Regions from separate parts of the Homo sapiens genome. Here all the other regions are linked to region 5. A link is a loop called in an ENCODE intact Hi-C map of the cell type or tissue named here. Cell type or tissue: IMR-90. All regions are shown on one strand. Each heading gives the region's core, and the rest is flanking DNA. Links, peaks and the distances in the headings are about the cores only. Region 1 overlaps LINC02815 (long intergenic non-protein coding RNA 2815). Region 2 has its middle 100 kb from the start of RHOU. Region 3 overlaps LOC105373143 (a long non-coding RNA gene). Region 4 holds the start of LINC02815 (long intergenic non-protein coding RNA 2815). Region 5 has its middle 22 kb from the start of TMEM78. Region 6 has its middle 170 kb from the start of RHOU.

Region 1 (5,047 bases), core at 394-4,393, 110 kb before region 5:
GAGAATCCCTCCTACTCACTCTCTACAGCCCCTCCACATCGTGCAGGCAGGCTGTGTGCTGTTAGAACACGGCATTCTTACTCAGAACTCCAGGCCTTTGCTTCTGCCATTCCTCCCACCAGGAATGCCTTTTCCTTCCTCTCTAGCCATATCTTATGTTTCCTTCAGGGACCAGCTCCAGTGCCATCTTTGAGAGGGACCTCCCTTCTTTCTATTCTACAGAGTAAATGATTCCCTCCTTCACACTCCTCTGACGGTGAGAAACTTCCTTTAGGAAGGTGATCGAGTTGTTTTTCTGCCTGGATCACTTTCGTGCTCATCACCCTCAGATTTCAAGCCATTTATCTCTTCTTTGTCCTTCTGGGACTGACTCAGATGCCACCTCCTTCAAGTAGACTTCCCCGACTGGCTCCCCTCCCATTTTGCCTTCCAATGATCCTGCTTATTTCCTTCATTGTGTTCATCACCAGCTGTAATTTTACATTTGCTCTTACTTATTTGCTTATTAAAAAGTATTTATTGCACTCTTGCTACATTTCAGTCACTTTCAGATGCAATGATAACAGGAAAGATGGGATGCATGCTCTCAGGATGTTACATCCTGGTACAGTTGAGACAAGAAACAGGAAACACCACAGACACTATGATGAACAATTGCAGACGGTGCCGGGTGACAGATGAGGCAGTAAATCCAGGCGAGGGGTGAGGGCAGCTTGGCCAAGGTCCATACCACTACTTAGTGCCTGGAAAGCATGCTCCATAAGGACGGGGACTCTGTACCTGGGCTGCTAGGGCACCCGAGGGGCCACAGGCAGGCAATGCACATTCACTGAAGATGTCAGTGGGTATTCCTTTCTCATCCGCCCAGCACCAGACCCTGAGCCCCTCAAGGGAAGAGATTACTTATAATTTATCTCTGTATGTCCTATACCTGACCCATAGCAATATGAGTGTGTCCCCCCAAAAGACCCATTCTCCATCTCATCTTCAGGGAACATAAAGCAGATCAGAGAAGGTAAGCCGCCTTCCTCCTCTCATTCAATGCAAGAAATGATGCACAGCTGCTTTATCTATGGAATGTGACAAATGACCTTGTATTTATTCTACTTGGCTTAGCTCATCAGTGCTTTGCCAACTGTGTATTGTGGCTCATTTATCCATCTGATACACCTTTATTGGATGTGCACAGATGTCAGTGGCACTGTGGATCACCATAACTCCTCAAGTGGGAGCTGCCCCAGCCTCCCTCCAAACCGAGCTCCCCCCTCCCCGCTCCACCCCATCCCGCTCCCTGAAATCTGATCCCTCCCTGGAAGCACACAGGAATCTTTCCTGTCTGGGAGACCACAGTATCCCCAGTCCCTAACACAGTGCCATGCTTACAGCAGGGGCTTAGTCAATGTTTTGCAGATAAATGGGGCCCTGCTGGGGACTCAGGGGTGGGGTGCAAAGATGCATCACATTGGTGGTGCAACAGGATTTGTTTGAAAGGCAGGGATAGGCTGGGCGCGGTGGCTCACGGTTGTAATCTCAGCACTTTGGGAGGCTGAGGCAGGCCGATCTCCTGAGGCCAGGAATTCGAGACCAGCCTGGCACAGTGAAACCTCGTCTCTACTAAAAATACAAAAATTAGCTGGGTGTGGTGGCGGGTGCCTGTAATCCCAGCTACTCGGGAGGCTGAGGCAGGAGAATCGATTGAACCTGCGAGGCAGAGGTTGCAGTGAGCCAAGATCACGCCACTGCACTCTAGCCTAGCCTGGGCAACAGAGCTAGACTCCATCTCAAAACAAAAAAAGCAGGGATTTCTGAGTCTATTTAGACTGGAGCACCAACCACATGCTTTTGGGCAGTCACTTGGAGCCCTTGTCTATCACTATAACAGGATGCTGCTTTCCACGCAGGATCCATGCCCTTTAATCAGAACTGCATATGGGAAAGCTCAGCAAAGCCATATGGCCATATACACAGAAATGACGGTGATAGTATCCCTATGACTGAGAGCATGGCAAGAAGAAACTGGAGGAGTTTCCAGGTTTCTCGGGGATGGGATTCCCACTCATGGTTTAAGGCACAGAATCAACGTTGTCTCTCTAGGAAGCCTCCCCATCTACTGGAGCCCCTGGGGTGCATCACCGAGTCACAGCACCCGCTGCTTCACTGCTGTTATCTGCTGCTTGTCTGACTCCCCCACTACTCCGAGGGGTCACTCAGGACCAGAATGGTGTCTTATTTATTTTGAAACCTCGGCTCATAACAGAAGGCCCTGGCACATAGAAAATGTTGTATAAACTTTTGCTGAACTGAATTCTTATTCCAACCTTCTCTCAGATTTATTAAAGACACAAAAGGCACGTCTGTAGACTGAAGACGTTTTTGGCTTCGCACCCAGCTCTTGGTCTAACTCAGTGTGTGCGGCCAGGATCCGTAATGATGTGTTATGGAGACGAGTAACGTTGTTGGATACTGAGCAGTGCGTTCAGGCCGCATTCCTGTGGGCACGCGCTCAAGTCCATCATCCCTCAGCAGAGGCCGCGTATCACACTGGAACACACACAGCCTCTGCAACCAGACCCCGGGCCAACGTGTGGCACCCAAGTGTGAACAGTGGGGTCCTTCAGTGAGGTACTTAAACTCTCTGTGCCTCAGTTTCTCTTCTGTGAAATAGAATGGTAATAATGCCTGGCATCTGGGGTCATTGGGGGGATTAAATGAGCTAATACATGCAAAGAACTGAGAAAGCATTGACACATGACAAATGCCGTGTGGATGTCAGCTATTGTTCCTACTGAGGCAGGACACACAGTGGCCTGGTGGGAGGGGCGGGGTTTGATGTTGCAGGTATTACTGGAAGCCTTCTCCTTGCCCGACTTCCCCAGATATTTCTTCCACATCCTCACCTTGGTGGCTTTTGTGATAAAAAAAAAAAAAAAAAAAAAAAAAAAGATGGCAGTAGACATAATGCCTCCCAGGATTCTGTATCCCCATCCCCAACCATCCCCAGTCCTTATCTGGGTGGTCAGGACCACGGCTTCTGGGGTGCATCCCTGTCACTCAGCTGGACTCCAACTCCTTGGTCACCAGCACAGAGCCTAGTGCCAGGTCAATACTTAGAATATGGTATGTGGATAGGCTGCTCCTTGTTGCTAGACTGGCTGGGGCTGTAAGTTCTATATAAAAGAGTTCTCCATGAGGAAAAGAGTAAAATGCATAATTGTGGATCTGAATTCATCCAAGGCAATTATGGTGAAGCCACCCCTCTGGCCAGTGACCTGTATGTGCCCGCAGCTGGTTTAAGGGTAGAAATGTGGCCCAGCTCTGTTGGCTGTGACAGGAAAGGGAGAAGTCTCCCAAGAGGCATCTGAGGAAGATCTCTTTGGTCTAAATTTAAAAAGAAAAAAAAATGCTTGGCAGGAAATCATCGCCTTCTTCTACTGAACGTTCTTGTAGAATAAGGGGTCCTGACACTGTGGCATTTACCCTACGACCATGCAGTGGGCCTATGACAAAGATGCAGGATGAAGATGGGGCTCAACAATATGGTGGAGCCTCGAAGCCAACCAGCGCGCAAGCTCTCTCGCCACATGTTCTTGGAGATGGTATTTTCACCTCCTTGGCTGAGCTCTTGGGGGTTGCTTTTTCTGTTATGGGACCAGTTAGGATGCATTTGGCTGATAGTCACCAAAAAACCAACTAGCCGATGATTTAAATCAGGAGATGGCAAGCTTTTTCTGCAAAGGGCTAGAACATAAATATTTGAGGCTTTGTGGGCCACACAGCCTCTGTCACAACAACTCATGCCTGTCCCTGAAGCTCAAAAACACCACTGGTGAAATGTAAGCACAAGGCTAGCTGTGTGCCAATAAAACACAATTCGCAAAACCAGGCTGGTTTTGGCCCACATGGTTTAAGCCATGAAAACATTCATCGTTTACTTAATTAAAATCCCTGGCAAGATCCCAGGCCTGGCTGGGTAACTGTGACGTGGGCACCTCTGCAGTTTCCCATCCTTCCTCCCCAGGCTCCAAGGTGGAATGGACAGGAGGCCGAGAGGGGTCCCGATGTCCTCCTCACTGCCCGGCACACTGGCCTTGCATTTCATGTGCCATCCTCAGTGGCAAGGCGAGGTGCTGTCTCAGCCTCTGTCGTGAGAAATGAGCAAGTGGGGAAATGGGTGGGGACGGCTCCGGGGAGCTGACCAAGAGCGTCAGCCACGTGACTTGTCAAGGAGACCCAGGGAGCAGTGACTGAGAGAGGAGGCCAGCCTGGGAAAGGAGCCAGGTGCGCCAGCCCCCGCCCTGGGGCCAGGACAACAGCTTCCATGCACACACAAGAAGCAGAAAACTTTTTTTTTTTTGAGACAGACTTTTGCTCTAATCACCCAGGCTGGAGTGCAGTGGTGTGATCTTGGCTCACTGCAAGCTCCACCTCCCAGGTTCAAGCGATTCTCGTGCCTCAGCCTCCCGAGTAGCTGGGATTACCAGCAGCTGCCACCATGCCCGGCTAATTTTTTATATTTTTAGTAGAGACAGGGTTTCGCCATGTTGGGCAGGCTGGTCTTGAACTCCTGACCTCAGGTGATCTGCCTGCCTTGACCTGCCAAAGTGCTGGGATTACAGATGTGAGCCACTGTGCCCAGCCAAACTTATTTTTAAATATTAAATTTCAATTAAATTAATATGAATTTTACAACTTAACAAAATCGCAGAGACAAAAGGAACACTCAGGAAGTAATTTGAAGTACACTGTCAGAAAGGTGTCTTATGATCTGATTGTGAAATAGTTCATCCTTCACAAACTGCATTCACATGCCTTTTAACTGTGTCCTCTTGAGAAGTTTGTGAGGAGGTTTCAGTCCCCAGGTTGCAGGTGAAACTGGCAGAGTTGGGGGTTTAAACTCGGACCCTCTCAACTTCAAGCTCAGGTGTCTCTTCTGCTCAGCACTGTTAGATTGCACAGTGCAGCCCACAGGTGGCTGAGCCTGTGGCATCAGGTGCCAGGTCCGGGGGAGAGGTTCAGGAGGGATTGGAGAGAGCCACAGGGCTGTCCT
Region 2 (5,047 bases), core at 446-4,445, 390 kb before region 5:
TTTCTGAGTTTTCATTTCCAGCCTCTCTTATCCTCTAAGCCTTTCCTCATGTCATCTCAAAAATCTCTTCTTCCAATGCTACTCTGACTGTATCATTGCTTGGTTGCTGATTGCCTATCATAATTAGCCAGATTTGTCAGCATGAATGAATGCTCATGTCAGTGTCAGAACAGGCAATACACATTTGTTAAAGGGACAGATGTGTGAATGGGCGCTGATGTTCTGCATGGGTAAGTCCTTCCGCGTGGCTCACCCCTGTTTCTTTCCCACACTGCTGCAACAAGCCTGCCTACAGTTTCCTACCCTGGGATGCCTGCACTAGCATGCACACTGGAGGGCAAGCCTTTACTGACTGGAATGTCTGCACCTGACTATCTGTGCTAGTGGGATCAATGATGGATTCACCACCCGGCTAAGCTTTCCCTGAGTTACCTGGTTGACGATGTTCACTAATCCCATAGCCCCCAGGGCTTGAGAGTATCGTTCACAGCAGAGGAGTTTGCATTTCTTTATGTATGTAGTAACATATTATCTTTTATATGCACTTTACCTGCTTCTTCCTTAGAAGGTAGACTCCTCAGGGCCAGAAATACAGTCCTCTGTTTCTTTTATCCCTCCTCACAGCCTCTGCCAGTGCTCTGCAGCTCAAAGGTCCCTGATAAGCAGAGTGACTTCAGCATTGTAATGAACCAGAGCACAGAGAGAGGCTGTGCAAGCAAAGGGTAGGAGCAGCCCTAGAAGAAGGCACACATTCATTCCTCGGGTTGCAGCCTGTTTACAGAGGGAGAGAATCTCTGCTGCAGTTACCCAGCATCCAGGGGTCCATGCTCTGCCAGCGTCACTCAGCCACGTGAGATGGGGTGATTGGACCAAAGGAGATACATGGTGTTTTATTTAGTGATGGTGGGGCCATTTCTGTTTTTATTTGTTTTTAACTGGGGTATGTGTGTCAGGACCACACAGCAGCAGGGAGAAGCTTCCACCTGCTTGGAACAAAAATGGGAAGGCTGCATTTCCAGGCTGCATTTATCTTATGTGTAGTGTAAGCAGCATCGCTGACTGGGAAAGAAAAAAGGGTAAAGAGCATTATAGATGCCTGATAATTCAGTCCTTAAGAGATGGCTCACTCAATTGCTTGGTTTTGTATTTTCATTTCTTTTCCTGACTGAAAATGGATCTGGAGCCTGAGAGCACCTGATGTTGGGCGAGGCCTCTGGGTACGAGGTGGAAGTTCACATTTCTGGATTATGTGTAGTTTCAGAATGCCTTCTATCTCGGTGTCAGGATAGATGTTAAGATGCAGGAATTCTCATAAATCTTCTCGTTAAAAAGAAGAAAACAACAAAACTTCTCACAGAACATAAAAACCATGTCAGGTGGCCGGGCGTGGTGGCTCATGCCTGTAAACTCAGCACTTTGGAAGTCCAAGGTGGGTGGATCACGAGGTCAGGTATTTGAGACCAGCCTGGGCAACATGTGAAATCCCGTCCCTACTAAAAATACAAAAATTAGCGGGGAGTTGTGGCACACTCCTGTAATCCCAGCTACTCAGGAGGCTGAGGCAGGAGAATCGCTTGAACCCAGGAGGCAGAGGTTGCAGTGAGCCAAGATCATGCCATTGCACTCCAGTCTGGGCGACAGAGCAAGACTGTCTCAAAAAAAACCCCAAAAAAACAAAAAAAACCCATGTCAGGTTGCTCCCCTGAGCAAGGCCAAGCTCAGTTTTCACCTGGTGGTCCCATGGGGAGCTTCCTGTGGCTTAGTGTTTGCGTCTGCCATTTGCTATCCCTCCCCAGCACACCTTCCTGTGGATGGAACTTGCCAGAACTTCCTCAGCAACCCTGAAGAGGAAAGCTGGAGGCCCCAACAGACGCAGAAGTGGGCTGCACTGCTGTGCTTCCATGGGGCAGTCAGGGCTCAGGGCCCCAGCAGCAGGCCAAACCCCAGCCCAGCTCCCTTGCAAACCTCCTCTGTCATGTACCCTGGGAGTCAGGTCCAACCCCACTATGTCACAACTGAGGAAACAGAGGCCCCGAGAAGTTCAGGGAGAGCTGGGGTCAAGATGCTAGATCCTGCCTCTGGGTGTGGTGGCTTTTGTTCTTGTCATCCGGTGGGCACTGGGCCTGCCCCGCACAGCTCCTTCACCCCGGAGAGGTGACAGCAGACTACATTAGGCCCTGCCAGGCCCAAAGACTCCAGCCTGTTAATCTTTAACCAGAGCTCTGGACAAAGGTAGCCCTTCTGACCTCCTGAGAGTTTCTGAATAGCTCGGAGGCTTCTGTGACAGAGCCACACGTTAGCAATGACATATATTTAGTGCAGGGAGGCATGTTGAGTACAGTTCTAAATTCTGTTGTGAATTGTGCCCAGGGAACAAGCACAGAGAACATTTTCACCATGGATATGTATGTACTTGTAAGAAGCAGCTGGGTGGTTCCTTCAGCAATCTGCTGAGCTGTGGCGATTACATCACACACTGGTGCAAAGGCCTTGAACCATTAATGTGCTGCCTCTGCGAGGGTGACCAGGATTCCAGCAATGAACAGAGAAGGTGCTTGTCCCCACTGCTCACTGGGTGCCTTCAGATTCTTAACTTTTGTCTTTTTCTTTTTTCTTTCACTTCTTACCTGTATCTATAAAACAGGACTCTGTTTGCTTTGAAAAGAGCCAGAATGACCTCAGGGGTCAGTGACTCATGCTGTTGGCTCTGTGAACACAATCGAGTGCCCCTTACGTAAGAAGCTCCTGCTATCTGAGGGAAGGGAGGTCCGAGCCATTATTCCTTGGTTATAAACACTCCATGTGGTTTTGTTTGGTGGTTTTAAAAAAGGTGTGTCCACAGGGTTGGTGTTCTAGAATCGTGGGCAGAAAGAAGTCTAGCTCCTTTCATCCAAGGTTCTAAAGGGTTCTCTGAGCTGTAACTCAGCTCTAACTGGACAAAGAGGCAACAATTCCCCTCATTTCCTGTGCGCTGTCACCACAGGAGGCTACACTTAAGGAGGTCAACTCAAGTTGTTTGGACCAAGCTTCCGCAGTTGTTCCCATTATCCTGTTTGAATCCATTCACTCTTACACTGGCCATGCAAATAGACACTCCCCAAGGAAAGAAGGACCTTAGAAAATAAGTGATCTCAGTTTTCATCTGACTTTCTTCTGGGGTGTGGGGCTGGTCATGGGTCTATATTCCCTGCTGTGGTCAGGGCCCTGTGGGACATGTGGCTGTGTCCCAGCCCTCTAGCACAATCTGCCGTCACTCCTGGGCTTTTGTATGCCTGCTCCCATTTGCTCTTATCTCCTCAACAACCACGTCAGGTAGATAATACATACCATCAGTCCCAGTTTACAGATGAAAAAAGTGAGGCACAGGGAGCTTCAGTAACTTGATCAAGACTAGAATTCAGAGAAATAGCCAAACCATGACTCATGATCCTCTTGCTCCAAAGTGCGTTGTCTCCCCCACAGCCCACTATATTTGTTGTTTATTTTTGAAAATGGTCATGAACTCAGCTAAGACGCTGGGGCAGTGGAGCGGAGGGAGAGAGCCTGCTCTTCACAGAGGGCTTATGGGGTGAGAGGAAGGGAAGCTAAGTACAGGGCAGGCCGGGGCCATCTAAGGTGGCCTCTGACCATCCTGGAGAGGCATGGGGCTAGAGAATGAAGAATGAGGCAGAAATGAGCGTTTTTGAACTGGTTTACCGAGCAAGAACTAGAATGGAAGGGGACATATTACAAATGACAAATGCCTGATCCAAAGCCCATGAGATGCTATTGATGAGGGCCACGGACCCTTACTCTGTGCAGACACAGAGGCTTGGATGCACACACTTGCATACACACACACACACACACACGCACTGTTTTGTTTTGCTCTGCTTTATTTTTGCCACTGTGGAATAATAAGAAGTACAGTCACGCATTGCTTAATGATGGGGATGCAGTCTGAGAAATGCATCAGGTGATTTCATTGTTGTTTGAACGTCATAGAGAGTACTTACACAAACCTAGACGGTATAACCTACTACATACCTATACTATATGGGATAACCTATTGCTCCTGTACCAAATACTGTAGGCAATCGTAACACAGTGGTATTTGTGAATCTAAACATATCTAAACACAGAAAAGGTACCATAAAAATGTGGTTAGAAAAGATGAAAAATGGGGCTGGGCGTGGTGGCTCACGCCTGTAATCCCAGCACTTGGGAGGCCAAGGTGGGCGGATCACTTGTGGTCAGCAGTTTGAGACCAGCCTGGCCAACATGGTGCAACCCCATCTCTACTAAAAGTAGAAAAATTAGCTGGGTGTGGTGGTGTGTGTCTGTAATCCCAGCTAGTCGGGAGGCTGAGGCAGGAGAATCATTTGAACCTGGGAGGTGGAGGTTGCAGTGAGCCGAGATTGTGCCACTGCACCACTGCACTCCAGCCTGGGCCACAGAGCGAGACTCTGTCTGAAAAAAAAAAAAATTAAAAAAAAGATGAAAAAAGGTACACGGTCTAGGGTAGTTACCGTGAATGGAGCCTGTGGGACTGGAAGTTGCCCTGAGTGAGCCAGTGAGTGAGCGGTGAATGAATGGAAAGGCCTGGGATGTTACATTACTGTACACTAAATTTATTTTAGCTACACTAAATTTATTAAAAAATAAAGTAATTGCACTATGACATTATGACAACCATGGCATGCATCGCTAAGGGATAGGTATTTTTCAGATTCATTGTAATCTTTTGAGATCACCATCATATGTATGGCCCATCCTTGGCTAAAATGCCATTATTTAGCATATGACTGTACACATATTGGTCTCTGCCCTCAGTTCCTGACACAGAGCTCTTAAAATCCTTGGAGTTTCTTGAGAGATAGGAGTGCTAGTAGCATCTTTTGTTCTAATCGGGCAACTCTGGCTGGGCTCCTAGATAGCCTCGGGATGGGAGTTGGTGGCCAGGGGAACCAACCATGTGATTATAAAGTTGGAACTTTCACCCCCACCCCTAACCTCAGGGGAGGGAAGAGGGGCTGAAGGTTGAGCTGAACATCAATGGCCAATGATT
Region 3 (5,047 bases), core at 443-4,442, 260 kb before region 5:
TTATGCTTTTTTTTATGAAGCACACACATACAAAAGTAAAGGCAAAAGAAGTCGACACCAGACAACTGTCGGGTTTTTGGGGATTTTTTTGTTTTTGTTTTCCTTAAGCGTAACAAAAAATCAGCATGTTCCTCATTTTGACGCTAAGCTGATGAAAGCTCCTCCTTTATGTCAGTATGGTTCCCCTCTGGGATCTGTGCAATCCTCTGCCAAATGGAAGGACCCTTACTGAAGGTGTAACAGACACATCCACAAGTCTGTCCTGTAATGTCACGTGTAAATCGTGATGGCTGCAACAAAATCAAATCAACAGGACAAAACAAAACAAAGCAAAACGGGTTAAGTAGAGAATAAACTCAGAACACCATAACCTTTGAAGCTAAGAAAAGAAGCAGACTCATGTGGCAGACATTATATTTTTTACTGTGGTAATATATTCCTAACATAATGTTTATCATTTTAACCATTCGTGAGTGTGCACTTCAGTGGCATTACACACATTCATATTGTTGTGCAGCCATCAGCACCATCTATATTCCAAAACCTTTTCATTCTACCCAACAAAAATGTTGTACCCATTAAATAATAGCTCCCAACTCTTTCCTCCTAGCTTGTGATAACCCCTCTTCTTCCTGTCTCTATGAAATTACCTACTCTAGGTACCTCATGTAAGTGGAATCATACAGTATTTGTCTTTCTGTGACTGGCATATTTCACTTAGCATTATTCCTTAATGTTAATCAATGTTTTAGCATATATCAAAGTTTAATTCCTCTTTGTGACTGAATAGTATTCCATTGGACAGACATACCACATTTTATTTATCCATTCATCCATCAGTGGCTTTACGGCTTTTGTGAATACTGTTGCTGGTGTACAAGTATCTGTCCCAGTCTCTAATTTTAATTTATTTGCACATATTCCTAGGAGTGGAATTTTGGGGTCATATGGTAATTCTGTTTAATCTTTTAAGAAATTGATAAATTGTTTTCCACAGTGGTTGGACCATTTTACATACCCACCAGCAATAAAAAAAGATTCTAATTTCTCTACATCTTTGCCAATATTTGTCATTTCCCCCTACCACCCCCTACCTTTATTTTCTAAGAGATAGGGTCTTGCTATGTTGACTAAGCTGGTCTTGAACTCCTGGCCTCAAGTGATCCTCCTGCCTCCCATCTCCTCCCCTCTCAGTTTACTGGAGGGCTTCTGAGAAAGAGTTTTGCACAATTAAAAAATACACAAGAAAGAGGCAGTCCTTTTTCTTCTGGATTTTTTTGTTTTAGATGAGATATCTGGAATTGCACAGCCAACTTACCACCGTGAGGGCAACTGTCCTGAAGACCAATCCAACCTGTGGAAGTCAGCAGAGCAGAAAGAGTAGATCTCTGGTCCCCAAAGACGTTGTTGAGTTATCAGGTGAGCCAAACTTGGAGCTGCACCACCTTGGAACATCTTGTCATATGTGATTATACATCTCTAACTGACAAGGACGTTGGAGTCAGGGATTTCTGTTCCTCGAAGCCAAAGCCATTTTAATTAGGATTTTTAAAATTTCTTCTTTGAAATGCACACAATTATACATATAAAATTAATATATATTGACCAAATATTTATGGCATCAAACATCAGTTTGATTTTTTTTCTTTTTTTTTTTTTAAATTATACTTCAAGTTCTGGGATACATGTGCAGAACGTGCAGGTTTGTTACATAGGTATACACGTGCCATGGTGGTTTGCTGCACCCATCAACCCGCCATCTACATTAGGTATTTCTCCTAATGCTATCCCTCCCCTAGCCCCTCACCCCCTGACAGGCCCCGATGTGTGATATTCCCTTCCCTGTGTCCATGTGTTCTCATTGTTCAACTCCTACTTATGAGTGAGAACATGCGGTGTTTGGTTTTCTGTTCCTGTGTTAGTTTGCTGAGAATGATGGTTTCCAGCTTCATCCATGTCCCTGCAAAGGACATGAACTCATCCTTTTTTATGGCTACATAGTATTCGTGATTTTTTTTAAGAGACAAGATCTCGCTCTGTTGCCCAGGCTGGAGTGTGGTAGCAAACATAGTTCACTGCAATCTCGAACTCCTGGGCCCAAGCAATCCTCCTGTCTCAGCTTCTGGCGTCTCTGAAACTACAGGCACACACCATCATGCCCAGCTAATTTTCTTTATTTTTAGTAGAGATGAGGTCTCACTCTGTTACCAGGCTTGTCTTGAACTGCTAGGCTCAGGTGATCCTCCTACCTTGGCCTCCCAAAGCATTGGGATTACAGGCGTAGGCCACTGGACTCAGCCTTAATTTGATCTTTGTCAGCACTGTAATAGCTCACAATCTGCTTATTGGAAGATAAGCGATGCAATATAAAACCTTATGAGATTAAGTATCAAAGGAAATATCACAGCCAGTCAGTGGTTCAGAGGAAGGAGTGAGGTTTGAGGCTGGAGTGGGATCCAGGCCAAAGTGGAGGTCATAGCTGAGCTGGACCTTGGAGGTGGGCAGGATCACAAGAAGACAAATGGAGGGGGCATTTTCTCCACTCTTTAGTCACATTTCTTTTTATAAGGAAAAAAAGTGCCCATATACCAAAGATTGTGCTCAGGAATTTCTGATAGTGATTGAAGCAATCCCTCTCTCTAATCTCACTCTCCCTGCATTCCTTCAAGTACAAGCTGTTTTCAAAATATTCTAGCACATTTCTTTGCAAACTGTTTTCATCATTTGGAACTTGCTATCTCACCTAAATGGAATGTGAGTTTACTCAGTTCAGAGTTTTTCAGATGTGATAGGAGGAGTCACATGAGCTGAAGCAAACCACCCAGCGGCCCCTGGAAAGATCTTCAAGCTCCCAGTCGTGGGTGGGACCCTTCCGACCCTACAGTGTACTGATTAAAATACAAGAAAAACAGATGAACAAAACCCAAAGCAGCTGCCCTTGCTTGCTCAGTGTGTTTGGATCCTGGAGGGGCTAGAGAGAAAGGAAAAGAGGTGTCCCTTAGTGAGGAGTGACCAAATGTCCCCTCCCCTTGTTACACACTGCAGGACAGCATTCTGCTTCCACAGGACAACTCAGAGAGGCCACATCCTGCTGTCTGTAAACACTGCTGCTGTGTGTAAATAAATCTCATTCCTGGAAGGGTCTTGGGCTGGAGTGAGCAGCTTGATCCATACCAGAGACAGTGAGCCTCCAAGACAAGGCACAGGGGAGAGGACAGACGGCCAGGCCTGGGTCTGCGGCAGGCCACTGCGAACCCCCAGGAAGTCACTTAACAGTCCTGGTTATTCACCATGGAAATGGGAACCCGAATGCTGGGCTCAGGTGGTTGCTGTGAGCAGTACATTAAAACATTTTCCGTATGGCTGTCATTGGCAACGGGGTAGTAGTGAGTGGTGGAAAGATGCGTTATTGGTCTTTGCCCCACCTTCAGAAAGGCATCAAATTTAGGGATTTAGTTGTATCTTTAAATAAGATCATCCACACGGTCATTGTGTTTTATGTGTGCGTGGTGAACAGGGAGACAGCGATGCTAAAACTATGAATTTGTTAAATGTGAAAAATTAAAATATACCATAATTGTTATTACCTTGTCTTGGAGGACTGTGTGTGTGTCTTATATACAGATTTTCTTCTGCCTCTGCCACCCCTGAGACAGCAAGACCAACCCATCCTCCTCCTCCTCAGCCTGCTCAATGTGAAGAAAATGAGGATGCAGACCTTGATGATGATCCACTTCCACTTCATGAATAGGAAATACATTTTCTTTTCCTTATGATTTTCTTAATAACATTTTCTTTTCTTTAGCTTACTTTGTTATAAGAATACAGTTTTATTACATATAATGTACAAAATATGTGTTAACCAACTGTTTATGTTATCAGTAAGGCTTCCAGTCAACAAGAGGTTATTAGTAATTAAAGTTTTAAAGAGTCAAAAGTTATAAGCAGATTTGTGACTGGATGGAGGGTCAGTGCCCCAATCCCTGCATTGTTCAGGAATCCACTGTATTGTATAAGTATGTGTGTGTATGTGTATATATATACCTATATATATACACGTGTATATATATATATTCATATATATATATATACACGTGTATATATATTTTATACACACACACCCACACTCACACATATATCTCCATTCCTGGAAATACTCCAGGCTTGAGTGTATGTATTTCCAGGAGCCTTAAAAAATGGCAACTGCTCAGGAGTGTCTTGACTTCTGAGAGGCTTGCAAAAGATCTAGCAGACAGAGCCCTTCTCAAGTCTGCAGGACAAGGGAAAAAGCATTAGAGAAGGGCAGGCTGGTTTTCAGAGATGTTTCAAGACCCATGGAGACAGGAGCCCCAGGGCGAAGTGTGTGCATTTTGGAAGAATTTGGTAAAGAGAACCACCCATCTGTGCTGGCCCCTATTTTCTCTGCAAGAGAATCTGCTTCATAGGTGCTATGAAATTGCAATTGTGATTGAGCTATTAAATTGCTGCCCATGCCAAACCTGGCTCCATTGAGAGCTGAAGATGTTTCTGAGCTAAATGAACTGCCATCCACATAAATACAGTCACAAGCACGCCCAGGAGCTGGAGCCATCTACCAAGCCCAACGTTCACCTCTTCTTTATTTCTATTTAAAAAACAAACAAGCAAACAAAAAAACTTTTGTTGACATATAACAAACACATCACAAAATGCACTATCTGTAAGGGTACAACTCAGAGCATTTTACAGAGTGAACGCTCCCGTGCCATTCCACCCAGATGAGTACAAAGAGCGTTACCAGCATGCCAGAGCCCTCCTCACACCCTACCAGGTGAGTGTGCCTCCCTCCCAAAGCACCCCCAGCTTCACTTCTAAGACCTTGGATTGCTTGTGCCTGTTTTTAACCTTTATGTAAATGAAATCACACAGTATGTGCATGCTCTTTAGTTTCTGGCCTATCTTGCCCAACCTGATGTCTGTGTGATTCGTTTCTGATCTTCCATGAAGCACCATTTTCATTATTGTATAGGATTCCATTGCATAAATAGACTACCATTTATTTCTCTGT
Region 4 (5,047 bases), core at 577-4,576, 71 kb before region 5:
CTTGCTCAACTCAGGGTTGCCACAAACCTTCAGTTTGTAAAAAACACAGTATCTACCAACCACAATAAAGCAAAGCACCATAAAACAAGACGTGCCTGTAAATGGTGCCTTCTGCACTCACTCTGTCTGAGCAAGTGTACGCAAGCTCCAGGGCCAGCAGATCCTGTGGATTCTGCAGTTTCTATGGAGGGCCCTTGGGAGCCCTTGGGCATTGGAAGAACCTATGAGGACAGCTACTAAGTCATTGAAATCCTTCTCCCCCAGAGCCCTCTGTGGGCACAAATAGGTGTGGCATGTCCAAGCAGCAATAGTCTCCAGTTTGGGCCATTCCACAGGGACCATGTTCAACCAAACCACACCACTGAGACAAAGATGAGAAATCTCAGGTGAGTCCATCTGGGCCAGGGACCTCCCCTCCATAACACAACATCAACAAAAAAAAGCATGTGCTGCTCCCCTGGGACGAACCCTACCTCCAAGAAGGAACAGCGTTGCTGTAAAATGCTTGGCCTCAGAACCATGCCCAGTGCTGGAGCGCCCACCACAGTAGACACAGAAGCTGGAACATCAGTCTCTGTGGACATCCTTTTACCCACGAGGAAGGAGAGGTGCAGGAAGCTGAGAAAGGGCAGCCTCTGGTACACACTGTCTCCTCATTCCCTCCCTTGGTGTTGGCCCCTCCTCCTGTCTCTAGTCTTTATAGGTTGGGGATCTAAGCCTCTTCCCCTCCACTCATTGTGGGAAGCCCAAAAGAAATCTGCCAGTGATGCAGGGAAGGAAGCTGTCGGGACTGGTAGAGTCTATGCTGAAGAAGGGCCTCCTGTTCCACGTGATTTAGCAAAGTTCCAGAGAATGGCACAAGAGGCCAGCACCAAAGTCTTGCCGTGTAATAAAGTCCTCTTGTCCTTGGAACTGCTCCCTGGGTTCATCTCTCCCAGGAAGCCCAAGGAGTTGTCCATTGGACACATGAGGGGGGATCCATGGTCAGTCAGTTGCTTTCATTTCCCAACACACATGGGGAATTTCTCTTAACTCATGACTTTGCAAAGTAACACTGTGATAAGGTGAACAGAATTGAGTTCACATTATAGCATAAAATTTCAGCAAGTTATTGAACAACTAGGCTAAACATAGAGAACTATAGTTGCACTTCAATTTCAGCCCCTGCACATACAAAACTGCATTGCAAGCCTATTTCTGTTATCCCCCTTGGCCTTCGGCCACTGACCCAGCCCTGGTTTGTCCAGGCATGTCACTTTTTCATCTGGCTCTGTCCTCTATCTAGTCAGGATCATCTTCTATGTCTAGGGTCAGGCTGGCTGAAGAAACTGTTAAGTTCTCCATTGTTTTAGCTCAGAATTCAGCTGTGGAAGTACAGAACTTTCCTTCATAACCACACTACATCGTCAAAGCAGGAGCACAGTGTGACTGCTGGTGGTCCTGCACCTGCACAAATGACGACAGTCCTGGAAGCTAAATGCTCTGTGCTCCTCTGAGTGTGCATTTCTGTGAATCCCCAATGACACAGCCACTGCTGGAGAAAAGGCTGTGGCTGACACACAGCATGGTAGAAAGAGATTTACAGACCTTGTTGGCGCCGAGAAGGGGGAAGTACATCCTACTGCCGATGGCTCCCTGGAGGACCCGCCTGCGCCAATCAGAAGTCTCCTATCCGCGATGGTTTCCTGTCTCTTCCTCAATGTCAGTCTCTTCCTCTCCACCCTCCACCCCCAGCTCTAAAAACCAGAGCCAAATAGCAACTGCCCTGGAAAAAGTGCTGTCTTCCCAAGGTTGTAGGTTTACCATTTCATGCTCAGTTTAAAGTGCCTGAGAAGTACAGGAGGAAAAGTCTGTTAACCAGACTACATGAAGAAAAATACTGAGGAACCATAGGTACCCATTAACTGGTTTAACAAGAAAAGATTTCTAGCTGGGCACGATGGCTCATGCCTGTAATCCTAACACTTTGGAAGGCCGAGGTGGGAGGACTGCTTGAGGCCAGGAGTTTGAGACCAGTCTGGGCAACATAGCAAGAATCCATCTCTATAAAAATAAAAGAAAAGTTGGAGGGAGGGAGGCCAATGGGCAGGATTGGGCAGTGGGTCTCCAGCCGAGCTCCTGGGTCAGCTGCCTGCTAGAGGGGCTGGCGGTAAGGGAGGAGGACTGAGGCCAAGGGTGGGTCTCTGGATCCTACCCTCACTCTGCCAGAGCAACCCCACATACATTGTTTTCTGTGTTAGGATACAATATCAGATCTCTTTTAACCAAGAAGTTTCACTCCTAAAAACAGGGCAGAACGGGCACTGGTGTTAGAGGTGATCTTGAATCAGCTGAGACCTGGAAGTCATCTTCCTTTCTTCATTTGCTAAATGCCTAATATGAGCTGTTTTTCTTATCAGTTTCCCTTCTCTGCAAAAACAGTCTTGCATAGAAAAGATTTGAACCAACTGGGGGCAAGTGCTCAGTAGCGATTCCAGCATCTATAGCCCTGACTATGCCAAGTAATGGTCTGACTGCTTCCCCTGGGGCCTCCCACTACCCCAGCAGCCACCTTCCTACTGTTGGTTTTATTGATAAACTGGGATAGACAGCCAGGAGGAAATAATTTCTGCTTCTGCGAGAAGCCCTAATAGGCCTTTACCCACCCTCAATAATCACTCACTTGCAACACTCGCCGGCATCTTATTACAACTGGAATTCCAAGGAAAACAAGAAATGCTCACTGAACTCATGGATAAAGATTTTCCTGATGAACTGAGGACTTCTCTGCTACCCCTGTTTATTTCTCTCCTTCTCCTCCTTCCGGCCTCCCACCAGCTCCTACTGACTTCATCCCATGCGGCACATGGACCTGCTACCAGGTCCCAGGTCTTTCTAAAATTCAGGAAGAGCTCTGGCTGAACCCTTCTGAGTTCATGGGGACAGTGACACCTGCTGCTTTTCTGCTGCAGGACAATGGTTTGTTCCCTCATTCTATCAGGGAACATATTTTGGGTTCCTACCAGATGCCAGGTTCTGTTTTAAACACCACGGACACAGAGATAAACACACACAGGTTTCCTGCACTAAAGCCAGTTATCATGTGGTAAGGGAGACAGACAACCATAACACAGAGTGACAGATGCAGAAGGCAGGCAGGGTGAGGGGTTGGGGCAGGACCCAGAGATGGGGCATGCCACCTAGATAAAGAGACAGGCATAACCTTCCCAACAAGCCACTCTGCAGCTGTATCCTGGACACCCAGTGGCTCTGGCAAGGGATCACAGATGGTTTAAGACATTTCACTAACTTAGATTGGGGGTTAGTGGCCTGCAGACCTGTACACTTGGCCCAGGTAACTCAGGTAATGCAGGAGTCACTCTGCCCCAAACCACCCCCTCCAACCATCTACCTGGGGTCTGGGTAGATGCTGTTCTGAAAATCTGGGAGCAAACCAGTTCCAACAACTGGTTTTGCTTTGGAATAAAGAATATTCCTTTTTTTTTTTTGGAATGCTCTTGTATTCCAAAATTCGTATGGCTACCAGAAAGTCATGTGCCTCCTCCCATGCCCTGGAATCTATTTGCCCAGGCTAGCAGTGAGACCACTTCTTCTTTTACGGCCTGAGCTCCAGAAGCAGAGTGGCCTGATGGCATTCTGGTTGTCTCCCATCCAACCATCCCTGAGTTTCATGGGAAGCTGCTTTCAGCGGTGAGGCATCGGTGGGCCACAGTAAGCCAGGGAAGAGTCTTTTAGAGTAATTTACTTAAACTCTTGCTTCCAGGCCTCAGGGGTTTCATCCTTCACTCAGGAAAAATATACTAAGTATCTCCAAGAGACAATCAAGGGGAAAATCATGGCACAGCACTTTAGGAAAATGTATCAACAAGTGAAAATATCAGCAGATTTACTAGAGGAGGGTGAGGGCAGCCCTCTAGTTGGGAAGTCAGATCTTTGACAAAAGAGTTTAAAACTCCCTGATAAGCATTTTGTTGACAAGGTCAGTCTTCATTCTTTCTGCCAAAATTAGAAACCACCCTTTTTTCCTTGTCATAACAACACTGGTGCTTATCACCAATTGTGTGAAGGGAGAAGAGTGATGTCCTTTAGGTCTGAAGATTGACAATATAGAGGAGGGAGCTCTTAACTTCCAAAACCACCCAGTCCAGGAACTATTTTCCCTTTTCCCTCTTACCAGACACCCAGATGGAAATCTGCTCTTTAGAGAAGGAAGGAAATGATACAAGGAAAAAGACATCTGCAAATGAGTAAGCTTTGCCCAGGAGGCCACGTTAAGTGAGGTGGATGGAAACGTAAATCATCCGAGAGAGAGAGGGAGAAAGAGACTCTAACCCTGCCTGCCTGGCTCTGCTTTGCAAAGATGCTCACTCACCACCACCTCACGTGCTCAGTGATGACCGCAATAATGTAGTTGTATTTTCTTCCCCATTCTAGCGTGGGGTAACTTGCAATACTGAGCAGTTTATGGGCCTTCCCCTACGCACTCTGCAAGTTCCTGGAAAAACAAGGAGTTGGCATGCCACATTTCCAGCCCCTCGGCCCAACTGCTTCAGGACCCCTGCCTGCCAGCCTCCATACGTCAGGGCCACAGTTTCAGATGCTCATTCAATGACCTCACACTTGCTCTAGGACAGGGGCAGCAGGCACATGGCTGATCCAAGTTTAGAGCAGAAATACGCAAGACAATTGCAGTTATAAAAGGTACACGTCAGTGGTGGGAAGGTCACTGCTAAAGTGAAGCAGGAAAGACATGATTTCTTGGGATGAGGGTAAGAGCACTTCAGAGAAGCTTGATTACTCAGAAGGCTGCAGTTCTGCCCAAGGAGGGGATGCACACAGACAGGCCTGTGATCAAAGCAATGTTCCAGGGTAGAAGGGCAATACTCAACCTAACTCAATGTGAAAACGCCAGTCCTTTTTGTCTCGTTTTTCCTGCCTTAGATTTAACCCATTCTGGGATGGGCAGGGAGAAAGAAAGACCTTCCCCAAGAAGTGCTGACCAGGCAGTTGTGTTTGTGGGGAGAGCCTTCCTGACAGCAAAGAAGGA
Region 5 (5,047 bases), core at 342-4,341:
GGGCTCAGATAAACTGACATCGCTCTAACTCCCAATCAAAGCCAGGGTTGGGGCCCCATGGAATAGCAGGGGCGGTGGGTGCAGAGCAGTGGAGCGAGCATCTGATGGGGCAGGGTGCGCACCTCGCCAAAGCTGGGTGTGGCTTTGTCACCCACCATTCTAGGTTAGGCTTGACGTTTCATGGACAATTCACAGCAATGGGGGCTCGCTCTGTAAGATGCAGTGCAGGGTTAAGGGGTGCGGATTGATCCCAAAAGAGAACAGAGCTGGTCTTGATAGAGGTTGGACCGCCTTAGAGCACAGGATGCTGGCACTGAAAAGCAGTGACAGGGCTGGGGTGCAGTTCAGGGCAGCTGGGCCCGGCCAGCAGCAGCTCATGGCTGGCGTCCTCAGCAGCCTCTGATCCCAGTGATGGCGTGACCAGGTCTCCCCTAGGAAATGGGTTCTTTTGAACTTTTCAGAGGTATGAAGGAAAGCCTCCCTTTTTATGAGTTCTGCTGCAGGCAGAGGAAGTGGCTGTGTGCAGAGGAGAGCAATTAGAGGCAAAGGTCGGCAAACTGCTCACCAGGCAGGGCATGCTGCAGCCTGTCGGGGATGGATGGGGTGTGGGCCAAGGCTCTAGTGCCCTCCTGCTGTGGGATCTGGGTGCGGGGAGGAGCTCCTGGACAAAGGCAGGAAGCCACTTCAAGGTATCCCCATTTGGGATGAATCCACTTTGACCCCACTTGCCACAGTACTCTGGAAGACAGTGGCTTGGTCCAGCTCCCCATTCATCCAGTGTTGTTAGGAATGTCTAAGCAGGCCAGGCACGGTGGCTGACGCCTATAATCCCAGCACTTTGGGAGGTCAAGGTGGGCAGATCACCTGAGGTCAGGAGTTCGAGACCAGCCTGACCAACATGGAGAAACCCCAACTCTACTAAAAATACAAAAAATTAGCCAGGCATGGTGGCACATGCCTGTAATCCCAGCTACTCGGGAGGCTGAGGCAGGAGAATTGCTTGAACCCGGGAGGCAGAGGTTGCGGTGAGCTGAGATGACGCCATTGCACTCCAGTCTGGGCAACCAGAGCAAAACTCTGCACCAAAAAAAAAAAAAGAAAAAAGAAAAGAAAAAGAAAAGAAAAGAAAGAAACTTCTAAGTAGCCCATATCTAATCTGGTGGTGGGAGATAGTTAGTTCTTTTTTTCCCCAGCAATTCTGCGTCCCAAAGTGCCCTATCACATCCTAGAGCCACACAGCTCTCCTGCGGGGATCTAGACCAAGATTAACACATGACGTGCTGCATCCCACAAGGTGGACACCCCTTCCAGTGTGCCCAGGATTGAGTGGCTTCCTGGGATGCAGGACTTTCAGGGCTAAAGCCAGAACAAACTGGTCCCCTACCCACATGACCCTTATCCCTCCAGAAAGAGACCCAGGCCTTCAAAGGAAACAAACTAAGCTACCCCTGTGGACAGAAGGCACCTAGACCAGCCCCCCAGTTGGAAGACAGACCCAGCATCATTTGAAGATTAGAGGTGTGGAACCTTCCAGACTAGTCCCCAACCAAACCACTGGTGCCAATCCAGGCCTGAATGGTCCCCTAAGCCAGGCTGAGCCGAGCCTGGGCACTGAGCTGTACCCTCCTCTGAGCCAGCTGAGGTTGTGTCCCCATCCCACCCACCCACCCTCTCTGGGATCCCAGGTCCCTAGAGCAACTCTTGTCACATCTGACCAGGTAGGTGCCTGGGTATGGTGAGGATGCACACCATCCAGGGTGATGCCCACATGGCACTGCCAGTTCTGTGCATCGGGCTATGAAGAACACTCTCGTGGGGTTTATTTTTGCTGACATCTCTTAGCCCTGGTAGGGTGGAGTGGGGTTGGGGATGGGTGCAGTGTGAGCAAATTGTGGCTAATTTTGCTTCTGCTGACCAAGAGACTAGATGAGGTTTATAGAATGCACGTAAAAAGCTGAGGGAAGTGGAATGGGGTTTCCACTGGCCTTCTTTTCACCCTGTGGGTGGCTCAGCCTCCCCTCTGTATATCCCAGCCCTATGCCTACAGAGGCTCCCTTGTACCCACAGGCGTTGGTCTCAGGCCTGGATACAGGGAAATGAAGAGCATGGAGAAAAAGTGAGCAGGAAGGGAGAAGAAAAGGAGGTGGATGGGTAAGGAGAGAAAAGACAGGGCCCCAAACTTGCCTCAGTGCCCTGAGTAAAGATGCTTACCAATTCCTAAATACCGCAGTGGCTAAGAGCTCTACATCTATCAGCCACATGCTGACTCCTCCAACAACTCTAGAAGCCAGGCTGGCTTCTGTCCCATTTTTACATAAAAAGAAACTGCCTCAGAGAAGCTGAGCAATTTACCCACAGTAACACAGCAGTCAGTCTCATCACAGGGAGGCGTGACTGCAAAGCTCTCAGCAGCGATAATATACAGCTTTCTGTCTTTTAAACTTCTATTTGTAGAAGTACACGGTGAATCTCCATGCCAAGGAAGCTTTCTATCATCCTAACTGAAAGACCTACAGGCACCGAACTCATTAACAGAAGTACCTGGGGAGTCAGAACCCCTCGCCTGAGTGCTGGGAACGGCTGATGCGCGCCCCCTGCCGGCTGTTCCGAAAACAATCAAATAACGTGAGGCTGGCAGCCTGGACCGGGATGCTTCACAAAGAAACGAGAAAACGGCAGCCATGCTGAGACTGTTCTGGATTTGGAATATGCAATTCTGGAGACAAGAGAGAAAAGAGAGGAGTAATTCAAAACGGCTAGTTCCCTAGAGGAATGTTTGAGAGAGTGGTTGTAAAATGCAAATGGCCTTTCAGCTTGAAAATTTGCAGTGGCAGGTAGATTCACACAACCTGAATTCAGAATACAAAGAAAAGGCAAGAAATGAGATGTAATCCTTGACTAAAAATAAAAACAATCACAAAAGCCATACATAGATATATAGAAAATGTTGACAAAAACAATATTTGAGTGCTTACTATGAGCCAAGTACCATTCTAAGAGCTTTGCCTTTATTATCTCATCTAAGCTTCATAGCAATTCTATGAAATAATACTGATTTATCAGATGTGGAAAATAGGGCATACAGATGTAAAGCAACTTGTATAAGGCCAAACAGCTAGAAAGTAGCAGTACTTTACAGGGATAGATACAGTAAACAAAAGGCAGGTGGAAGAGGGATTACAGGTTGCTCTTATCCAGAGTGGTTGCAGCCAGGTGCAGTAGCATGTGCCTGTAACCCCAGCTACTTGAGAGGCTGAGACAGGAGGACCTTTTGAGCTCAGGAGTTTGAATCCAGCCTGGGCAATATAGCTAGACGCCCTCCCCCTTCCCACCCCCCCGCCGCCGCCATATCTAAAAAATAAAAAATGTCAGGCGTGGTGGCTCACACCTGTAATCCCTACACTTTGGAAGGCCGAGACTGGAGAATTACTTGAGCCCAAGAATTCAAGACCAGCCTGGGCAACATAGCAAGACCTCTCCCCACCCCTATATGTACAAAAAAATTTTTAAAAATTAGCCAGGCATGGTGGTGCTCCTGTAGCCCCAGCTTCAGGAGACTGAGGGGGGAGAATCACTTGAGACCAGGAGGTTGAGGCTGCAGTGATCACGCCACTGCATTCAGCCTTGGTGACAGAGTGAGACCCTGTCTCAAAAATAAATAAATAAATAAATAAATAAATAAATAAATAAAAATGCTTGAGACCAGAAATGTTTCCAATTCGGGAATTTTTTGGAATATATAAGATATATTCCAAAGTCAACATTTTTAAAAAGATATATAATGAGGTATCTTGAAGATGAACCCCAAATCTTAAGACAAAATTCATTTATGTTTTATATATAAACCCTTATAAACACAGCTTCCAAGTAATTTTATGCAATATTTTTAATAATGTTGTGCATGACAAAGTCTTGAATGTGTTTTGACTGTGATCTGTCACGTGAAGTTAAGTGTGGAATTTTCTACTTGTGGCATCATATTGCTGCTCAAAAAGCTTTGGATTTTAAAGCATTTTTGATTTTGGATTTTCGGATTAGGGATACTCCACCTGCCTAGACTGCGGGAACAAATATGCCGGCTTCCCACGCGTGGGAAGTGATAGTGTTTTCCAGGAGTGATGAGGTATTTGAGCTGCCTGTTGCTCCTTCCTTATTCCCATTCCCCTTGTAACCAAAACAAACAAACAAACCAGCTAGGCATGTGTAAGCCCGAAGGCTAAGGTTGCTCATGTCTGGCCACAGTAAAGAAGAAGCCCAACCAGCTCCCCCTCCCAGAACTGGAATTTCTGTCCCCTGTACCATGAAAACATCTCACCTCCTGAGCTGAGTAGCCACAGAGACAAAGAGGGTAAGGAAGGGAAAGAACCTTAGGCTTGGGGCTGTTTCCTATACCTGTGGTTTTTAAAAGGAATCTGGCATTCCTAGGCAGACAAGAATGCAAACTGGCCAAGGTACAGAGACACCTGAATCCTGTTCCTCAGACCCAGAGAGACGCTGGGAGGTCATATTTCCTGCTTTGTTTTCTGCTGTAAGATTCCGCTGTAACTCCTTGCCTAACAGAAGTGGGTGAGTGAAGGCAGCAACGTTTCCTACAGCGGACCTCCGTGTGACTCCAGCTCCTCCCTAAAACATAAAGCCTGCTAGAGCATGGGGCTGAAGAGAGTGAAGAGAAATCACTGCGTGGCTTTGGGTGTCAGTGGCAGGTGTTCTTACTGTATAGAGGGGAGCTGAAGACTCCCTGGACGCAAGTCTCCACCCCAGTTAGAGGGAGGAGTTGGTAAACTGGGGGAGGCGGCAGAGAAAAAGTTTCAACCTCAACACTGAAAAACAGCCTGGGGATCTTGGCAGGGTTTTAGCCCTCACATCTGCCTTCGAATGAGGGACTTCCAGCTGACCTCTGACAGTGTCCTCCAGTATTATGCAAGGGCAGAGTTAAGCTTTTGGCAGCAGGCAGGAGCACAGAAGTGCCAGGGACATTCTGTTAACAAAGCACAAAGGGTAGAAGGAAGGAACAAGCCATTCTTGTCCACTGTGCAGACTGAGCTCC
Region 6 (5,047 bases), core at 670-4,669, 320 kb before region 5:
TAAAAGGACACAAGGCAGGTTCAAAAAGAATCATGGATTTTTTTTTCTACCCCAGTCTCCCACCCAGCCACAAAGAACAAACAATAAAACCCAACCGAAAAACAGGGTTGAGAGACGTTTGCTTTGACTTTCTGTATGCTTTCTGGCATTAAGCACTCACTTGCGGGCTGACAGTTTGCAGCATTTATAAAGCATCTTAGCTTTCTCATGGGACTGGTATGAGATCTTGCCACCCACCCATGGAAGCTGTAGCCCTCTTCACTGCTGCGGCCACCAGGGTGTGGGTGGAGGGTCGGCCCCACCACACAACTGTAACTAGGCCCACAGGTTGGGTGTGGAGAGCTGTGCATTAGAAGGGATGGGTCCATCTGGGGCCTCTGCAGGTGGCAGGAAGAGACTGTAACGTCACCCATTAGTAGCCCTAATAACATTATGAGGCTTAGTCCACTGAATCCAAAACTTTTCCTTGGTCCATGGACCCATGTCACACTTTAATGCAATCTTACAGAAAAATGCAAAAACCCAAACTGCTAGACCAAGTATTTCTATCTGCATCCCAGCTTTCTTACACTGTCATTGCAGGGAATACTTGGGAAGAAGAATGTTCTCAATGGGTGCGAGCTTGACTCAGCGTCAGCCCCTCCTAGGCTGCCACTCTTTTCTGTTCAGATCAAGTGATCAGTGCTCTGGCATATTGGCGGGGTCTGCAGTGATGTGGGTGGTCCTGTATATTGAGAGGCCTTTGGTAACCTCTCACTGGAGCAGGGTCAGCTGGTCCTGGAAACACACTTGACACGCTGGAACCTGCGGTTTGAGCTACCATGCCTCATGGGTCTTATTTGGTATTCAGAATATGTCCTGGAGAGCAGGGAACTTAGGAGTGTAACAGTGTCATTTGGCAGGGACCAGAGACTAAGCGTTATCTTCTAAGGTGAGCTCTTCCTCGGGGCCCCTTCCACACAGCCTCCAGGTGGCCACTCCCAGCTTGCTGAGTGTCTGCAGAGCCCCTGCTATTGATGTGTGTATTTAGATCTCTTAGTATCCTCCCACCTAAGTAAATGAGGGGTCTCAGCTTAGCCTACACTGTGCTTCCCTGCATGTACATGCATGCACACGCTCAACACAGCACATACACACACTCAATACCCAGCACACACATGCATATACACCCACAGGCTGAGTGGCCAGTGCTGATGGGGAGGAGTGCTGATAGAGAAAGATTTGGGGGCCAGTACCCTGGGCTGAGAGCTTACATGTGGCCCTGGGATTGTGGCCAGTGTCTTGGAGAAAGAGACTACAGGTAGCGTAAAGTGGGTTGTTTTCAGGAAGGTCTGTGTTACACTCTGAGAGTATGCCACGACTCTTTAAGGCTCAGATGAGAAAGAGTGACAGAGTTGGGAAAAGGGGCATCCTCCTCACTTTTGCACAGGACACAGTGCCACCCTGGGCTGGGAGACTAGAAGGGAAGTTTGTGTCATTCAGTGCCATGGGGGTTCTTCAGTTTCAGGAGATGTCCCCCACCCCCCGGCAGGGTGCTAACCATGGAGGGCAACCACTGATGCCTCCAGCAGCTTCTGGACAGAAGATCCTGTAAGGAGCCAGAGAAGAAGGAGAGGGGCCTGGTGCTGTGCATGTGTGAGGTTGTTCAGGCTCCTTCAATGGCCGGTGCTGTGACATCTACATGTCTCTCTCTGTGTGTCTGTCAACCTACCTATTGACTGTCTATCTACCTACCTATCCTATCATATCTATCTCTATCTTTCATCTATTTATCATCTATCTACCAATCTCATCTATGCATTTAAATATGTATGTATGTATGTATCTATCTATCTATCGATCGGTCGATCGATCATTTATTTTTTATCTTGATTACACCAGATAAGCTGAGGATTTTGCAGGTAAGCACGTGGAAGCTAAAGGCCAGCAAGACTTGGTTAGGAATATCAATGCGTCCTCTCTCACGGCTACCAACCAGCCAGTGAGGGATTTGCAGTGTGACAAAACAGGCCTAAGCCCTGACTGGCTGAGGGAGCCAGTGCCTTACAGGTTAGTCAACCAAATGGGGATAGTGGAAAAAACAATGCACAAAAGGTTTCTGAAAAGCAGAAATCAGGGTGCCCTGGAGTAGTCATGGCAGTAAATTAGCGGCAGTCAGTGGCATGGTGCCCACAGCTGGGCTTTTCCCGGCCTCTTTTTCACATGCCACAGGGGACCGTTTGCTACAAGGGAGCCTCAGTTGGCACCACTCCACTGTTTATATTTGGTCATTTATTCCCAATCCTCATGAGTCAACCAGAGAGCTCTGCCAGTGGTGATGATTCTGCCGCGCTGTTTTATCTGGAGCAGTGCCATGGACTCTGTGCTGATGTATAATCCCTGAAGGAAAACAGGAAAAGATAGCCGTACACAGGCAAAATATGTACATATTTCACTGGCGCAGCCACAAAGCCAGAATAAGTCAACTAGTTCAGCTGAAACAAAAGTCAACCCAAACACTGAACCACACAAGCCCAGGAAATTTTGTTTAAAAAAAGAAAGATATGAAGAAGGAGGAGGAAGATGCGACATGCTCTGGGGAGCCCTGTTTCAGACTCTGTTCTGGTGATCCTCACGCAGGTGAAATCACTTTCCACAGTGGGCTTGGGGGCTTCGGGTGCTAACTCTTCCCCACTGTCTCACTGACAATGGTGGGCGCCCTGGGCTGATTCCTCACTATCTATCCCAACACTCTCCTTTCCTTCACCCAGAGCCTGGAGAGCTAAACCCTATGTTTCCCAGGCCCAAGGCTCCAGATGTGATTAGTATCTGCCAAGCAAATTCCCTCCTGGAAGGGTTGATTTCAGAGCAGAGTTAAGCCAAACAAGAGGCGGGACACAAGACTTCCAGTTTTGCAGGTGTGGGACTGTTGCAGAAAGATCACTGTTCCATGCAGTGAGCAGCTACAGGAACAGTGCTTCGATTCCTTGGAGGCAGCTTTCCCTGCGCAGCTCTGCAGACTGCAGTGCTAGTCGCGGCTTCCTGATTCAGCAGGCAGCCTCCTCAGAGCAGCAGGAGCTGTGGGGACTGTGGGGACTGTGGTGACTTTGGTGACTTTGGCCACCAGTCCTGCAATGTGGCTTTGGATGTAATTCCTAGAAGCTTAGCCTCAAATCTGTTTCCTCTGCTCTCCCAATGATTCTGTAAACTATTTCACACCCTCAATATTTCTTCTCCGCTTAAACTAGCGAGAGTGTATTGTATTCTGTGCAACTCAATGCTGATGAATCAGAGTATAAAATGGTTTAGAGCGGGGTTTGGTGGCTCACACCTGTAATTTCAGCACTTTGGGAGGCCGAGGTGGGAGGATCACTTGAGCCCAGGAGTTTGAGAACAGCCTGGTCAGCACAGTGAAAACCCCATCTCTACAAAAAATTTAAAAATTACCCAGGCGTGGCGGTGCATGACTGTGGTCCCAACTACCAGGGAGGCTGAGGTGGGAGGATCACTTGAGCCCAGGAGGTTAAGGCTGCAGCAACTATGAATGGGCCACTGCACTCCAACCTCATGACAGAATGAGACCCTCCCTGCCCCTAAAAAATAAATAAACCAGATTGGCCATGCTCACTTCACAGTGAATAGGATGGCATGGAGGCCCAAGGCAATCTTGGTAAGTTGCTAAGTTGAAGCCTAATGTGAATAATAAAGGAGTTTGCCAACTTTTAACTTTCCCAATTTCAGAAATTCTCACTAATCCCCCAACATTTATCCCCTTTGAGTTCCAGGAGGAATTCTTCCCCACATTTTAAACTATGCTGAAAGTATGAAACACACTGAGCTGGATATGTCTGTTTGAGATGAAATATCCTGGGGGACCAGTAGGGTCTGGACATCGTATACATGGAGACAGATAACCACTGTCGCTTATATAGGTTCTCTATGGTCAGCAAATATCCCTAGGGGGAATTGTCTCACAGCCATTCCCTATGTGTTGTATTTGGGTCAGAAAGCAGTTCTGAGGTTGCTGTTCTCTCCATGATCTGGCCAGTTCTCACCTTATCCAGACTGTGGTAGGCAGAATAATGCTCCCCAAAGATATCTGTGCCCAAATCTCTAGAACCTGTGACTATGTTATGTTACATGGCAAAGGGGAATTAAGGTTGCAGATGGAATTAAGGTTGCTAATAAACTGACCTTAAGGTAGGGAGATTATCTTAGACTATCCAGGTAGGACCAATGTCCTTGTTCAAGAACAAGGGTTCTTAAAAGTAGATGAGGAAGGCAGAAGGGAGATGTGATACAGAAGAATGATCAGAGAGATGCAGCATTGCTGGCTTTGAAGATAGAGGAATGTGTTCAGAACTAAGGAAGGGGACAGCCTTTAGAAACTGGAAGAGGGCAGCCAGGCACGGTGGCTCATGCCTGTAATCCCAGCACTTTGGGAGGCCGAGGCAGGTGGATCACCTGAGGTCAGGAGTTCAAGACCAGCTTGGCCAACATGGCAAAACCCCATCTCTACTAAAAGTATAAAAATTAGCAGGGCATGGTGGCAGGCACCTGTAGTCCCTGCTACTCAGGAGGCTGAGGCAGAAGAATAGCTTGAACCCAGGAGGCAGAGGTTGCAGCAAGACAGAGATCACAGCACTGCACTCCAGCCTGGGTGACAGAGCAAGAGTCTGTCTCAAAAAAAAAAAAAAAAAGAAAAAAAAGAAAAAAAAGAAACTGGAAGAGAGAAAGAAGAATTCTCCCCTAGAGCCTCCAAAAGGAATGCAGCCTGATCAAAACTTTGACTATTACCCAATGAGAACTGTGTCAGACTTCTGACCTCCAGAGCTGTAAGATAATAAATTTGTATTGTTGAGGCCACCAGGTTTGAGGAATGTGTTGCAGCAGCAGTAGACAACTAATACACAAACCTTAAGCCTTTCATTCATGTCACTCCATCAAACTCCAAGCGCGTTCATGGCTAAGGAAGCTGCTTTGGGGTTGTGGCTGCTGCAGGGGAAGGGTTTGCAAATAACTTTTCATTCTCTAGGAAGACTGGCCAATGGAAAAACCATGCTTCCCT

The links. Peaks named below come from ENCODE experiments on the same cell type or tissue, not always from the same donor. Only the 100,000 strongest peaks of a DNase experiment are listed, where the experiment ranks them.
Region 1: a loop joins it to region 5, with 2.7 times the contacts of the local background. A loop is called at or near these places in 8 of 110 quality-filtered maps.
Region 2: it touches region 5 in a loop (2.5-fold over the local background); 12 of 110 quality-filtered maps call a loop at or near these places.
Region 3: a loop joins it to region 5, with 4 times the contacts of the local background. A loop is called at or near these places in 4 of 110 quality-filtered maps.
Region 4: it touches region 5 in a loop (4-fold over the local background); 17 of 110 quality-filtered maps call a loop at or near these places.
Region 6: a loop joins it to region 5, with 2.4 times the contacts of the local background. A loop is called at or near these places in 12 of 110 quality-filtered maps.

Annotation. Positions count from the first base shown.
Region 1 is chr1:229,113,883-229,118,929 of GRCh38, forward strand. The region is part of intron 2 of LINC02815 (long intergenic non-protein coding RNA 2815); the gene reads right to left. Among named protein-coding and RNA genes, the nearest start is that of LINC02815, 38 kb to the right of the region's middle. RefSeq lists enhancers at 2,024-2,525, 2,526-3,025. In IMR-90, for the core only: no CTCF peak of the experiment used is centred there; a DNase peak (open chromatin) is centred at 2,399; H3K27ac peaks cover 223 bases; H3K27me3 peaks cover 208 bases.
Region 2 is chr1:228,835,925-228,840,971 of GRCh38, forward strand. No RefSeq gene overlaps it. Among named protein-coding and RNA genes, the nearest start is that of RHOU, 100 kb to the left of the region's middle. In IMR-90, for the core only: no CTCF peak of the experiment used is centred there; DNase peaks (open chromatin) are centred at 2,727 and 3,437; H3K27ac peaks cover 615 bases.
Region 3 is chr1:228,961,577-228,966,623 of GRCh38, forward strand. LOC105373143 (a long non-coding RNA gene) reads left to right here. Exons shown (of 3, transcript XR_949234.2): 2 at 1,287-1,419; 3 at 3,625-3,721. Among named protein-coding and RNA genes, the nearest start is that of LINC02815, 190 kb to the right of the region's middle. In IMR-90, for the core only: no CTCF peak of the experiment used is centred there; a DNase peak (open chromatin) is centred at 2,765; H3K27ac peaks cover 1,753 bases.
Region 4 is chr1:229,154,097-229,159,143 of GRCh38, forward strand. LINC02815 (long intergenic non-protein coding RNA 2815) reads right to left here and starts at 629. Exons shown (of 5, transcript NR_186727.1): 1 at 474-629. In IMR-90, for the core only: a CTCF peak has its summit at 2,930; no DNase peak of the experiment used is centred there; H3K27me3 peaks cover 2,067 bases.
Region 5 is chr1:229,225,050-229,230,096 of GRCh38, forward strand. No RefSeq gene overlaps it. Among named protein-coding and RNA genes, the nearest start is that of TMEM78, 22 kb to the right of the region's middle. RefSeq lists enhancers at 1-414, 3,005-3,730. In IMR-90, for the core only: a CTCF peak has its summit at 2,593 (motif pointing left); a DNase peak (open chromatin) is centred at 2,572; H3K27me3 peaks cover 370 bases.
Region 6 is chr1:228,900,941-228,905,987 of GRCh38, forward strand. No RefSeq gene overlaps it. Among named protein-coding and RNA genes, the nearest start is that of RHOU, 170 kb to the left of the region's middle. RefSeq lists a silencer at 2,142-2,436. In IMR-90, for the core only: no CTCF peak of the experiment used is centred there; a DNase peak (open chromatin) is centred at 2,331; H3K27ac peaks cover 807 bases.